3 separate regions of the Homo sapiens genome follow, and regions 1 and 2 are each linked to region 3. The links are chromatin contacts, found by Hi-C or POLR2A ChIA-PET in ENCODE. All regions are on one chromosome and are shown on one strand. Each heading gives the region's core, a stretch centred on a gene start or an enhancer-like site at or near the end of the contact. The rest is flanking DNA. Distances are from core to core; before and after follow the strand shown.

Evidence for each region. Hi-C counts contacts between places; a loop is a spot of excess contacts on that map. ChIA-PET counts read pairs that join two places held with the same protein, here RNA polymerase II (POLR2A). Pooled maps may share reads with other maps.
Region 1: a loop to region 3 is called in a map with no recorded cell type, with 6 times the contacts of the local background. The contact joins two enhancer-like sites. A Hi-C loop is called at or near these places in 3 of 37 single-sample maps with no recorded cell type and 3 of 50 pooled maps. POLR2A ChIA-PET finds 5 or more read pairs at or near these places in 1 of 52 experiments (WTC11).
Region 2: a map of B cell shows a loop between it and region 3 (3-fold over the local background). The contact joins two enhancer-like sites. A Hi-C loop is called at or near these places in 17 of 168 maps with a recorded cell type or tissue (B cell, CD14-positive monocyte, CD4-positive, alpha-beta memory T cell and 10 more), 20 of 37 single-sample maps with no recorded cell type and 12 of 50 pooled maps. POLR2A ChIA-PET finds 5 or more read pairs at or near these places in 7 of 52 experiments (B cell, CD4-positive, alpha-beta memory T cell, GM12878 and 4 more).

Annotation. Positions count from the first base shown.
Region 1 is chr14:68,179,688-68,183,079 of GRCh38, forward strand. All of the region lies in intron 7 of RAD51B (RAD51 paralog B), which reads left to right. Among named protein-coding and RNA genes, the nearest start is that of RAD51B, 360 kb to the left of the region's middle. Within about 2 kb of position 2,069, at least 4 of the 41 ENCODE cell types and tissues checked have a DNase peak (open chromatin) inside an H3K27ac peak, as active enhancers do.
Region 2 is chr14:68,267,108-68,270,750 of GRCh38, forward strand. The region is part of intron 7 of RAD51B (RAD51 paralog B); the gene reads left to right. Among named protein-coding and RNA genes, the nearest start is that of RAD51B-AS1, 420 kb to the right of the region's middle. RefSeq lists enhancers at 994-1,113, 1,464-1,613, 1,764-1,943. Within about 2 kb of position 1,269, at least 9 of the 41 ENCODE cell types and tissues checked have a DNase peak (open chromatin) inside an H3K27ac peak, as active enhancers do; they include B cell, where a contact is called at or near this core.
Region 3 is chr14:68,398,294-68,401,914 of GRCh38, forward strand. The region is part of intron 8 of RAD51B (RAD51 paralog B); the gene reads left to right. LOC101927971 (a long non-coding RNA gene) reads right to left here. Exons shown (of 4, transcript XR_245776.5): 2 at 2,006-2,178. Among named protein-coding and RNA genes, the nearest start is that of RAD51B-AS1, 290 kb to the right of the region's middle. Within about 2 kb of position 1,803, at least 2 of the 41 ENCODE cell types and tissues checked have a DNase peak (open chromatin) inside an H3K27ac peak, as active enhancers do; they include B cell, where a contact is called at or near this core.

The DNA.
Region 1 (3,392 bases), core at 819-3,318, 220 kb before region 3:
GTAATAACATAATACAGAGAGGGATACAAGTTGAAAAATGCTCTTCTATGTTGTTATTGTAACTTTTAGGAGTAAGACTACCATAGAAAGCATGCATTAGAATGCTAGGCTATGACATGGGTAAACAGATGTTACATCTTTCAGGGCATCACACCATAGGAGTGGTATGCCTTACATCACATGGGAGATGTGAATGGCTTATAAGGAGTCCCAAACACTAGGACACCAGCCAGTTGAGGTCTGACTTCAAGACAGTTGGGTCTTGCACAGATGGTAGAAACAGATGGTAGAATGTATATTTGTGTATGGGGGGAGAGGGTGCCCTGTATTCCACCCTTTATTCCCCCCTTGCATTCTGAGACTAGAGCTTGGCCTATGGCACCGACAATTCCTCAGTCCTGAATAACATGTATAGGCTACAGCATTGCCTAGTTCCATAAGTCACCCTAATGGTTAAAGTTTTGCCACCTGTCACCTTAAAATACCCCAACTTTGAATGGATTCTGAACCATAGCCTACGTGTTTAGAATGTCTAGTTTGATGGAGCACAGATGGTTTGGGGAGCGCTAACATTCATCTTTACTTTGCCTTCATCTATTATTTTGCCCAAACGTGTTTATCCTACAGCCTGCTTACTAATGGCTCAGTTTGTTCTAGCTAGTTGTGGTTTGGGAGTAGGAGGCCACTCTGCCCACTGTTAGATGAGGGGATTGTAAATGTTAGAGAGGGCCGGGGTAGAGGAGTACTCTTTTTAAGAAAAGTAGTTGACTTTGATAATGAAAAAGTATCATCATGATTATCGTCATGCTGTTGAGTGCTTTACTACATTTCAGGCACGATAAGGTTATATATTTAATACTTACAACTTTATGAGCAGCTGTCGTCATTATCGCCACTTTACAAATATGGAAACCCAGGCAAAAAGAGGCTAAGTAACTTTGCCAAGGTCTCACAGGTAGCAAATTGCAGAGCCAGAATGCAAAACTACTGCCTTATGATCTGCTTCTCTAAGTAGCTGGGAATGGAGAAAGACGGCGAGCAGATGTATAGAATGCACTGATTAGGGTGACTGGGTGAGCTCTGTGCTGAGTTATACTTCAAGATGTACAGGACAGAGTTAGGGAAATGTGAGACCAAGGGCTTTTCTGGGCAGGAACAACCATACTGGCTGCTGTGGCAAGGTTAGAGCCTGCCAGGTAACTACAGTGAGACTTCCTTTTCATACAGATTGGGGGAACTGGCAAGACAAGTTATCATCACCTCCACATAGCAGGTGAGGGAAGGGAAGCAACAGCAGAGGCATTGGTGTTTTGTATTTAGAAGGGCACATAGCCTAATGCTAAAACTCACCCATTAGTTACATCAATGTTTGGATGCTCTTTGAAAGACTTCTCAGGAGAGGTGTGAGAATGATTTGATTTGAAGGTGGGTTTTAGTCTTGACCGTGTGCCACAGCAAACAAAATGAAACTCCCCTTGAGATAAAGGTAATCAAGATGAAGGTGTATTTACAAAGATGAGCAGTGGGATTTATCCAGTGACTCTGGAAGGTAATCCCCAGATTTAGTGCTCCATGAATACCTTGCCATGTTCCTAAGCTGGTAAATTACTCTGAGTTTTATGAGAGCGGATTGTGGGAAGCATCTAGATGAAATTCAGCCTGTTTCACCTCGAGTCCAGGGCTCACTAATGCACCCCAGGTGTGCAGACTGCCCAGGCTTTCTGCCTTGGAAGCCTCAAGGAACTTTCATCCCAAAGGGAAGCTTTGAAGAATACCAAGGACCTTTCTATCTGTCCTTGATTTTTTGTCATTTTTCTGCCCACATTTGGTAATTGGAGATATTTGTGGTGTTAAAGCCGGACTTGTTCCTTCTCAGCCTGCCCCCTCCAGTAGTGAAATTTTAAGCCTGTGGCTTTGATTATGCAAAGCAGTGATTTCTCTGCAGTGTCCCTCAGATGTAAAAGGAGAATGACTGAAATACTAGAAAGGAAGTTACGGGAAATCACCAAACAACCATTTTCCATGTCTACAGATCCTTTCATCTGAGGGCAAAAGAAGCTGGAGAGGGTGCCTCCAAAGGTGGGGGTTTGGAGGAGCACAATTTAAAATTCTCTGGGTTGTAGGCTAAGGATCAAAGGGTTATGTCCTCAGAATTACACGGTGAGTCACTGGAAAAACTCTGAGTAAAAGTCAGGCATCCTGTTTTCCAATCTTATATGCCTAATAATTTCAACTGGCTTTAAGACAGTACATTTATGTATATTTTTCATTTAGATCCATTGCCACCTAAAGAATATAATGATGTATGCATTATATAGATTATGGTTTCCATGCCCTAGAGCATCATGAGGTGTTTTGCCATGAGAATACAGTGGGTTAGGTGAAGAGGTGCTTGAGAAGCCTTGGTGTCTAATGTGTGGTCTCAGTACTCTGTGGAATCTCCTCCTCCCTTACAAACCACTGCCTCTATTCAAGCCATCTTGTGCTTCAATTTAGAAGTTCTCCTTTAAGAGAGAGTTTTCCAAAGCTAAATTAACAGCTATGCAGTGTACTGAGTAACTCTGTGATTTACTTTTTCCAATTTTGACTGCTGTAAGCATTTCAGTTTGTTTCCCACTAGTTTGGATCAACATGTTGGTTTTAACTTTATCTCCAAATGTAATGATTTTACATATTATAGACAAATGTGTTTGCACAGTTAAGGGCAGCAGGATTTGCTTGAACAGAGAATATGTGAGTTCTGTAACTTTTAATATTCAATTCAATTTAAATTCTTTTTCATATGTCCTTTTTATATATTCCAGTTTCTGATTATGGGTAACCTGACTTGAAGGTCAGACCATCTGAAGTGAAGATGGTTAAATTGTATGTGTTTGCACATGCATACACGTGTGTGTGTGTGTGCATGCATCCACATACACATGGGTGTTCATGTGGTAAAGGAGAGCCAGAGAGATGTTTAATTTCCTCACCACATTGTAGAAACTGAAAGAGACATGTACTGCAGAAACAAATTCTGAGATACGTTTGCTAACCACTTTTTTAGGTTTCACCTTCCGGGGAAAATGTTAAGGCATTTGCAAACATGCCTAGTTTCTTAGCGATTTAAGGCGCATAGACTCTCTGTGACTACACCTAGAGAGGTAAGACATGGAAAAGAACATAAGCTTTGAGCCACCTAGATTAGGGGCTTAATCTGGCCACACCACTTTTTAGATGTATAACTTCAGGTTGATTACTGGACCTGTATTCCTTTTCTTTCCTTGGTTGACACTTGTTCCAACTTATGATGTTGGTTTATGATTTTGATTTTAGTTTGGTTAACTTCTTATTTGGGGGATTTTGACTGACTTAATTTGTTCTCATCTTGTGTTAGGGTTCTCTAGAGGGGT
Region 2 (3,643 bases), core at 19-2,518, 130 kb before region 3:
CCTGGTGTTCTTCAGATAGGTAAAAAGCAACTCGAAAAGGGGAAGAGTATTGTGCTTTCCGCAAAGACGATACTTTTTTGCTCTTTGGAAATTCTTGCTCTTTTGGTTTTGAGCTCTGAAGGTGAACAATCCAGCTGATTCAAATCCCCAGAGTAGCCCTAATAATAGGAAAACCGTGACAACCGCAGATATTAAAAACATACCTCAATTTGCACAACTGGGGTAAGACAAATACATATGGTATTATATGAAAAAAATTCCTTTATGCAAATCTAGAAACTTACTTTAATGTCATTTCATTTAACATCAAAGAGATGATGTCAAAGAGAACATGTTTACCACTGGGAGAGTCAAATGAAAGAATTAGTCTTCTAGAATTCTTTCAAATGAAAGAATTTGTGTGTAAGGTTTGATTGGTTATTTGGCAAACACTAATATTAATAAAAAGACCAGTACTTCTAGATATGGGCCACTTTGTAGAGGGATTATGCCAGAACTCCCATAGTATGTATAGAGACCCTTGAAGGAGGGTCCTCAAACCCATAAGGGAATTTATTTTAAAAATATTTTGCTTATGGGCCCATAACTTCATTTTATGTCTCTCTAGCTCACAATAGAGGATTATAATCTATTGGGCTGATATATCTGAGTTAACATCAGATTAATCGTATCACTTTGTGTATGAATATCATATAAAAATGTTAGTGGCTGCTGTTTTCACCATGCTCTGTCATAATTAAACAATTTATTTCATGCTGAAGCTTCCCTGTCCTGATTCTGGGATTGTCAGTTTTATGGTTCTCATTTTACACAGATAAAACCAAACTTTTCAGATGTCAAATAATGTGCTGCAGACTTCCATGCAGTTCTCAGCTGCAGTTATAAATCACTGTTGTTTTAAGTAAGTGACCTAAATGCCATTTTTATTAGGAATAGAGTGGCTAGGAGAGACTAACATAAAGCCTCTGATGGAGTTCTAACATTTCTCCTTGAGCAGCAGGAAGAGAATTGCATTTCCTGCTGGCTAGAGAAGCCAGGTCAATTTTGTCCTACCATTCTGGGAACTATCACTTCAGACACCTAACATATCCAGGTCCTGCTTATTTTTCTTGAATGAGCTATTAAAATGCATGTATGTGTGCACATACACACATACATACACATCATGCAGCCATTTGCCTCTGTGTATACATACATATCATTGTGTAGATTGCACTTTTTCAGAAAAGACAACTGATCACCAGCACGTCACTCTCACTTCCTCCCATGTACATTTTGTATCTTCCCCACAGGGAAGTGAAACTGGTGGTGGGTTGGAAGAGATTGAGTTTGCTGAAGTGGATTCTGCCAAGTGGCTGTTTGTGGATGACCTTTGTCTTATAGGGGGTAATAGTGGGAGTTACGGATTCCTGGCAAAATGTCTGTTCACATCTCATCACAATTAGAATCATAAACTATGGGCTTTGTGGATTTGTTCACCTGAGATAGTGATGAACTAGGAATCAAAAGATCTGGGTTTTAGCTCTATCTCTAAATATCTACATATATGTGAAGATAGCTGTGTATACCACTGTGGATATTTTCCCTCTTTTGTCTTATCTTCTCCATGAGACTTTCAAATCCTCAAAGGCACAGAGCATCTTTAATTTACACAGCATTCACTTTTTCATCTTTGTTTGTTCCTAGACTGCATTTAGTAGAGATGTAATAAGTACTTACTGACTGATAGAATGAGACCACATCCTGCCTTAGATGAACTGGAATTCCATTTGAAAGTGTTTCCAACCAGAAATATTCTGCTTTGGTGCCACTGCTACTGTTCAGATTCAACTATAGCAGCCACAGTGTGATCAGACACCTTCTCCCCTCAGGCGCCACCCTTGGCCACCCTGAGAAGATGGGCCCCCCTGCCAGCATGTCTTTGGGGCCCAGTGTTTCTGTCTCTCTGCTTCTCCCAACACTCAGTGGCCTGAAGAAGAAGAGCTTTGGTATATAATTTCTTTTTTCCCCCCAGCCAAGAGGAATTGAGCACTCATGAATATTTTAAGCGTGTTACAAAGAACACAAAAGCTGTGCCTTCATGGGAGGATTAAATGTTGGTGTTTGACTCCTCACAATCAGCACATTTTAAAACATAAACCAGATCATGTCAGTCTCCTGCTTCAGAGCCACCAGTGGTCTCCCACACTCTTGCAACCAAACCCAAGGCTGGGTGCCAGCCTCCAAGGCACTGCCTGACTCAGCCCTGCCCACTGCTCTGACCACCTCTTGCAGTAATTCCAGCCATGCTGATCTACTCTGGGTTCCCAGGGCATCGTAAGCATCTTTCTCTTTAGGACCTTTCTACACATCTCCCCTGCCTGGGACCCTGCCCTGAACCCTGTGCTACCGCAGGATCGTCACTCAGATCTCAGCCTGAATGTCCTGTCTCAGACAGGACTCCCCTGACTGTCCTATCAGTATCTACACCCGATATTTTATTTCCTCACATCACTCATCATATCTGAAATTGCCTGCTCATTTCCTGGTTTTCTTGTTTACTGTTGGACCCTGACTAGGGGGTCTCACTCTACAAGGGCAGAAAGAGGTTGTCTTAGTCTGGTTCTCTGTTGTTACCCAGAAGCTGGAACAACGCCTGTTCCCCAGCGGTTGCTCAGTAAACACATGTGGACTCAATGAGGGATTGAATTGGAAGTTATTTACCTCTCTCCTGGCTTTTGCTTCCCTCTCTTCCTTTGTCTCTCTTTTGCGGAATCTGTACCATGAAAAGGGCTGTTGTCCAGTAGTGGAACACAGGCCTTGGATTGAGGTCCTGGTTGACTCACTTGATCTGAAGCTTCTGGTCATGCACAACTGCCAATTGGAAACAGCTACTATAGAACCACCCTCTTTTTCCAAAGGGTCAACAAGGAAATCAAAAATAGAAATACATTTCAGGTAGTCATGTAATACTTTACTAATACTAACCCTAAGAATAACTTTGCGATAACTTTGCAACCTTAACTTCCATTAGTCTCACTAGGCAGTTCTGCTTCTTCAATTCCTTTAGTTTGTTACATGCCCTGCGATCCAGCCCAAAACAGGAGAAGCCCTGTAGAATATATGTTGCTATATCCTCAGATATGGCCAATAAAATTTGTTTGTGACCTGTAAGGAGCAGATGGTTCACTGAAGGCCATTCATAGAGGAGGCAAAGCACCAAAATTCAGTGTCTAGCCTTAATTTTTCCTTATTAGAGAGTCTGGAATAGAGGGATACATTTTCAGGATCTTTCCTAATAGAGGAGTTCTTTTTTTATTTGGATGAAGAGATTATTTCTGTAATTTCCCACAGTCTTAGGCTGAACTCTCCAAGTAATGAACTTTTACTCAGAATAGTCTAGGCTTTGTGTACTCATGGAAAGTGTAATATAGCTTGCCTTGTTGGTTTTTCTGGAGATAGCACATTTGGGTCACAGGGGTTCAGCCAGTCTTCGGCTGTTATGCAGTGTAATTTTATGGGAATAGTTTTATAATGTTAACATCTGTAGACTGAGAGCTTGATGAAGACATCACCCAGATTGCCTGGGAAACGCCACTGACTTTGGGAGCTAATTCTTGATAGGTAAAATATTTAGCTCTCTCTCTGTCTCTTTTTTTTCTTT
Region 3 (3,621 bases), core at 553-3,052:
ATGCACTTAGGCACTCTGGAGTTTTCAAAGCACCTCAGCATTTCTGTCTTGTCTCACTTGATTCTTTTTGCTCCCCTACTTGCACTCTGTTCCTGCTGTCACTGAGGAAACACAGCAGAGTGTGAACTCTGAAAGCTGACCCTTGTTTGGTGTCTTGAAGCAATGCAGGTCAAGGAGCAAGACTGAGGAGGGGCCTTAATGAGGGTCTCTGAGTGAGGACCTGGGCCCGGTAACCAGCCCTGGCCTGTTTCATGCCCAGGCTATCAGCCGCCCCTCCTACCAAGTCTCTCTGAATTAATATTTTGGGTGTCTCCTCAGACAACAGCTCCAAGCAGATGAATTATGGCAGTTCTAAAGGGTATTTACATCTCTTCTCTCTATTCCTCTTGGGAAGCAGGGTGGGGGATTAAGTCAGTCTTAAAAACTGGCTAAAGGGCATTCTCCAGAATGATGTCTTCTGAGATTAAAAGGACACAGAGCCACATCACAAGATACTAGGTGGAGATTTTCTAATACAAATGCATGCATGATGGTACATGGACTGTCTGCGGGATCTGAGGAGTCTGTAATTGCAGGCAAAACAGCAAATGCCTAATACATGATTTTTTTTCAAATGTTAGCATATATTAGGATCATCTGAGAGAGGTTTTTGAAAATATGGACTCTTGGGCATCACCTCCAAAGATTCTGATTCATCAGGTTTGGGATGGGGCCTAGGATTCTGCATTTTACAAAGTTAACAGATGATTCTGATGTATAGAAACATATGAATGCCCTAGTAATTTCTCCAGAGATCCAATCCCATGTCTTGATTTTATATCAATGACCAAGTAATCTCTCTGGAAAGGCCAACCTACATTTTCCCACTAATTTTTTTGGGGGGGAAGGAGAGTTCAAACCTACAGAAAAGTTCCAAGAAAAGTATATTGAACTCCCCATATACCCTTTACCTGATTTTTTTTTGTGTTTTTTTTTTTTTTTGAGATGGAGTCTTACTGTGTCGCCCAGGCTGGAGTGCAGTGGCGCAATCTCGGCTCACTGCAAACTCCTCTTCCCGGGTTCACGCCATTCTCCTGCCTCAGCCTCCCGAGTAGCTGGGACTACAGGCACCCGCCACAATGCCCGGCTAATTTTTTAGTAGTTTTGGTAGAGATGGGGTTTCACCGTGTTAGCCAGGATGGCCTCCATCTCCTGACTTCATGATCCACCCGCCTTGGCCTCCCAAAGTGCCGGGATTACAGGCGTGAGCCACCAAGCCCAGCTCTTTACCTGATTTTTAACACTTTGCCTCATTTATTTTTATCTCTTGTATATTAGTTACCAATTTATTTTATAATATTGTTAACTTATTATAATTATCTTTGCTGAACCATCTGAGGGCAAGTTACAGATATCATATCCTTTCATCCCCAAATACTTCAGCATTTATCTCTTAAGAACAAGAACTTCTCTTACATAACCACAGTACAATGATCTCACCCAGGAAATTAGTATTGATACAATACTATTATATAATATACTGGCAATATTCAAACTTTGCCAGGTGTCCCAATAATGTACTCTATGGCAGTTTTTTCCAGGATGCAGTCCAGGATTAGACATGGCATTTTAGTTGAAATGTCTTTTTGCACTAATGGTTTTTAAAGCCATTGATGTTCTCCCAGAAAAATTTTTCTTCAAGAACATATTTCCTAATAAACAAATCATATTTCTTTTCTCTTCTGTTCTTACTGCTTGCAAAGAGCCAGTGATCCAAAGTGGGCCTGAAGCAACAGCAGGCTTACCCAGGCCTGATTCTTCACAAGCTAAGGCCTGGGCAAAGGACCCTCTCTCAGCCCTGGGTTTGCCTTGTGAGCTGATTTCCTGAAGGCAAACCACATGACTGCTGGTGTGTCCCCTTGCTGTTCAGTCAAGTGGGTGGCCACCTGGCTTTCTCCTTGTCCCAAAGTACTTCGTTGGATATGTAAAGCGACCAAATGTTACTTCACTGTAGTTTGAATCTTACCCAGAAAGAGTGACTGGTAAAGGACATGCCACTTTGCACCCTTCCCAGCTCTCTCCAAAGGCAGCTGGCTGAATGCACACTTCTGAGGGTGATGTTTTTTCCAGCACTCAGGGATATACCCAGTGTGAGATCAGAATCAGCAGCTGTATTCATTCTGCCTCAGCCAGTGCCATCTGAAACAAACATCAAGTGGTCAAAAAATGAGATGGTGACCATGTATAATACACAAGACTTATTAGAATTCAACTCTGGTATCCGCCTGCTGCCTCTGACTCTACAATGGGAGCAGGAAAGCAAAGCTCATACCAGGACAGCTGAAAGGTGTGGTCTGAGGATTTCATGGTGAACAGATAGAACACACTGTGGGGGAAAAAAAACATATTTTATGCAAGCATCTTTCTGGCTTGTCTTGAATGAAGCTAAATTTAAAGAGAAAGTGCCACAGATTTCTTTAAATGGTTAGGTTTTTGTTTTCTTTGTTTTATTTTGCTAGTATTTACTTAAGGGTAATATGTGTTTTCTGTAATGAGTGAATTTATTTTTAATTAAAAACTTATTTGCAAAGGTCAAGAGATTTCACTACAAGTCACCATTCAGGATTTTTTTTTTCCTTTCCTTAAGTAGAAGGTAGCAAGGGGAAAGCTGTATTGGAGAAAAGGTTCAGGGGCATGGCCTCCTGGAGAATGTTGGGAGTTGAGCTGATGGGAGGAGATTGCTTCTTTTTATTCAGACAATCTAGTTCTGTTCTTCTTATGCCTACTATTGTTTTCCTTGCCATCTTTGAGACCTTGATGATCGACACTGCAGACACAGCAGAGAATCCTAGTACAGACTGAAGCTTTTCGTATAAAGTGAGCATGCTCACTGTGATTCTGGACAGTTCCTACATAGTATCTCTGTAGGATAACATATGTCTTGGTTTTCTCAGGGCAAGCTCAGTTTATCTCTGTTATCCCAGTATAACTATTAAAATGTCCCCATTTCATTTTCAAAAATGTCCTGGTTGGATAAGAACTTAAAGTATTTTGTTAAGACTCTGGGAAACTGAAGGTATTTTCTCCCTGTCCATGAGCCAGTGGAGTTGTTGAGTGATTTGTGCTGGTGCATACCAGTCTCTAGCCTAGTGGATGGCTCACCCCCGCTTCTCCCCTACCTTGTGCTATGGAGGATCCATCCCTAACTCTTGCATTCCAGAGGTTCTGATTGCCTCACTTCTTCCTGTCTTCTGCTTCACATTTCTTACCTTTCTCAGTAACGAGTTTGCTGAGACTTGCATCAGCCTAGGTATGTTGTGCAAGTAAAGCCTCTGGACTGCATTCACTCCTTTCACCTCCAGCCAAGAGACATCAGGAATGAAATTTTCTGCTTTACTAAAGTGAAGCAGCCCATTCTTTACCAGCCAAATGCCTTCCTCGGTGGGTAAATGGTATTAGTTGAAGCAGTTATTACATAGTTTTATGCCTCAGATCCTGTATTTATAAATCTGAAAGACGACTAATAGCTTTAAAGTATTTTGAGAATCTCAAAGCTCAGAAGATTATAAATAACAAAAGATATATTTTTTCGTATCTAAAATGGTAGCACAAATACTGCGGTTGCTTACTTAATAGATAGCG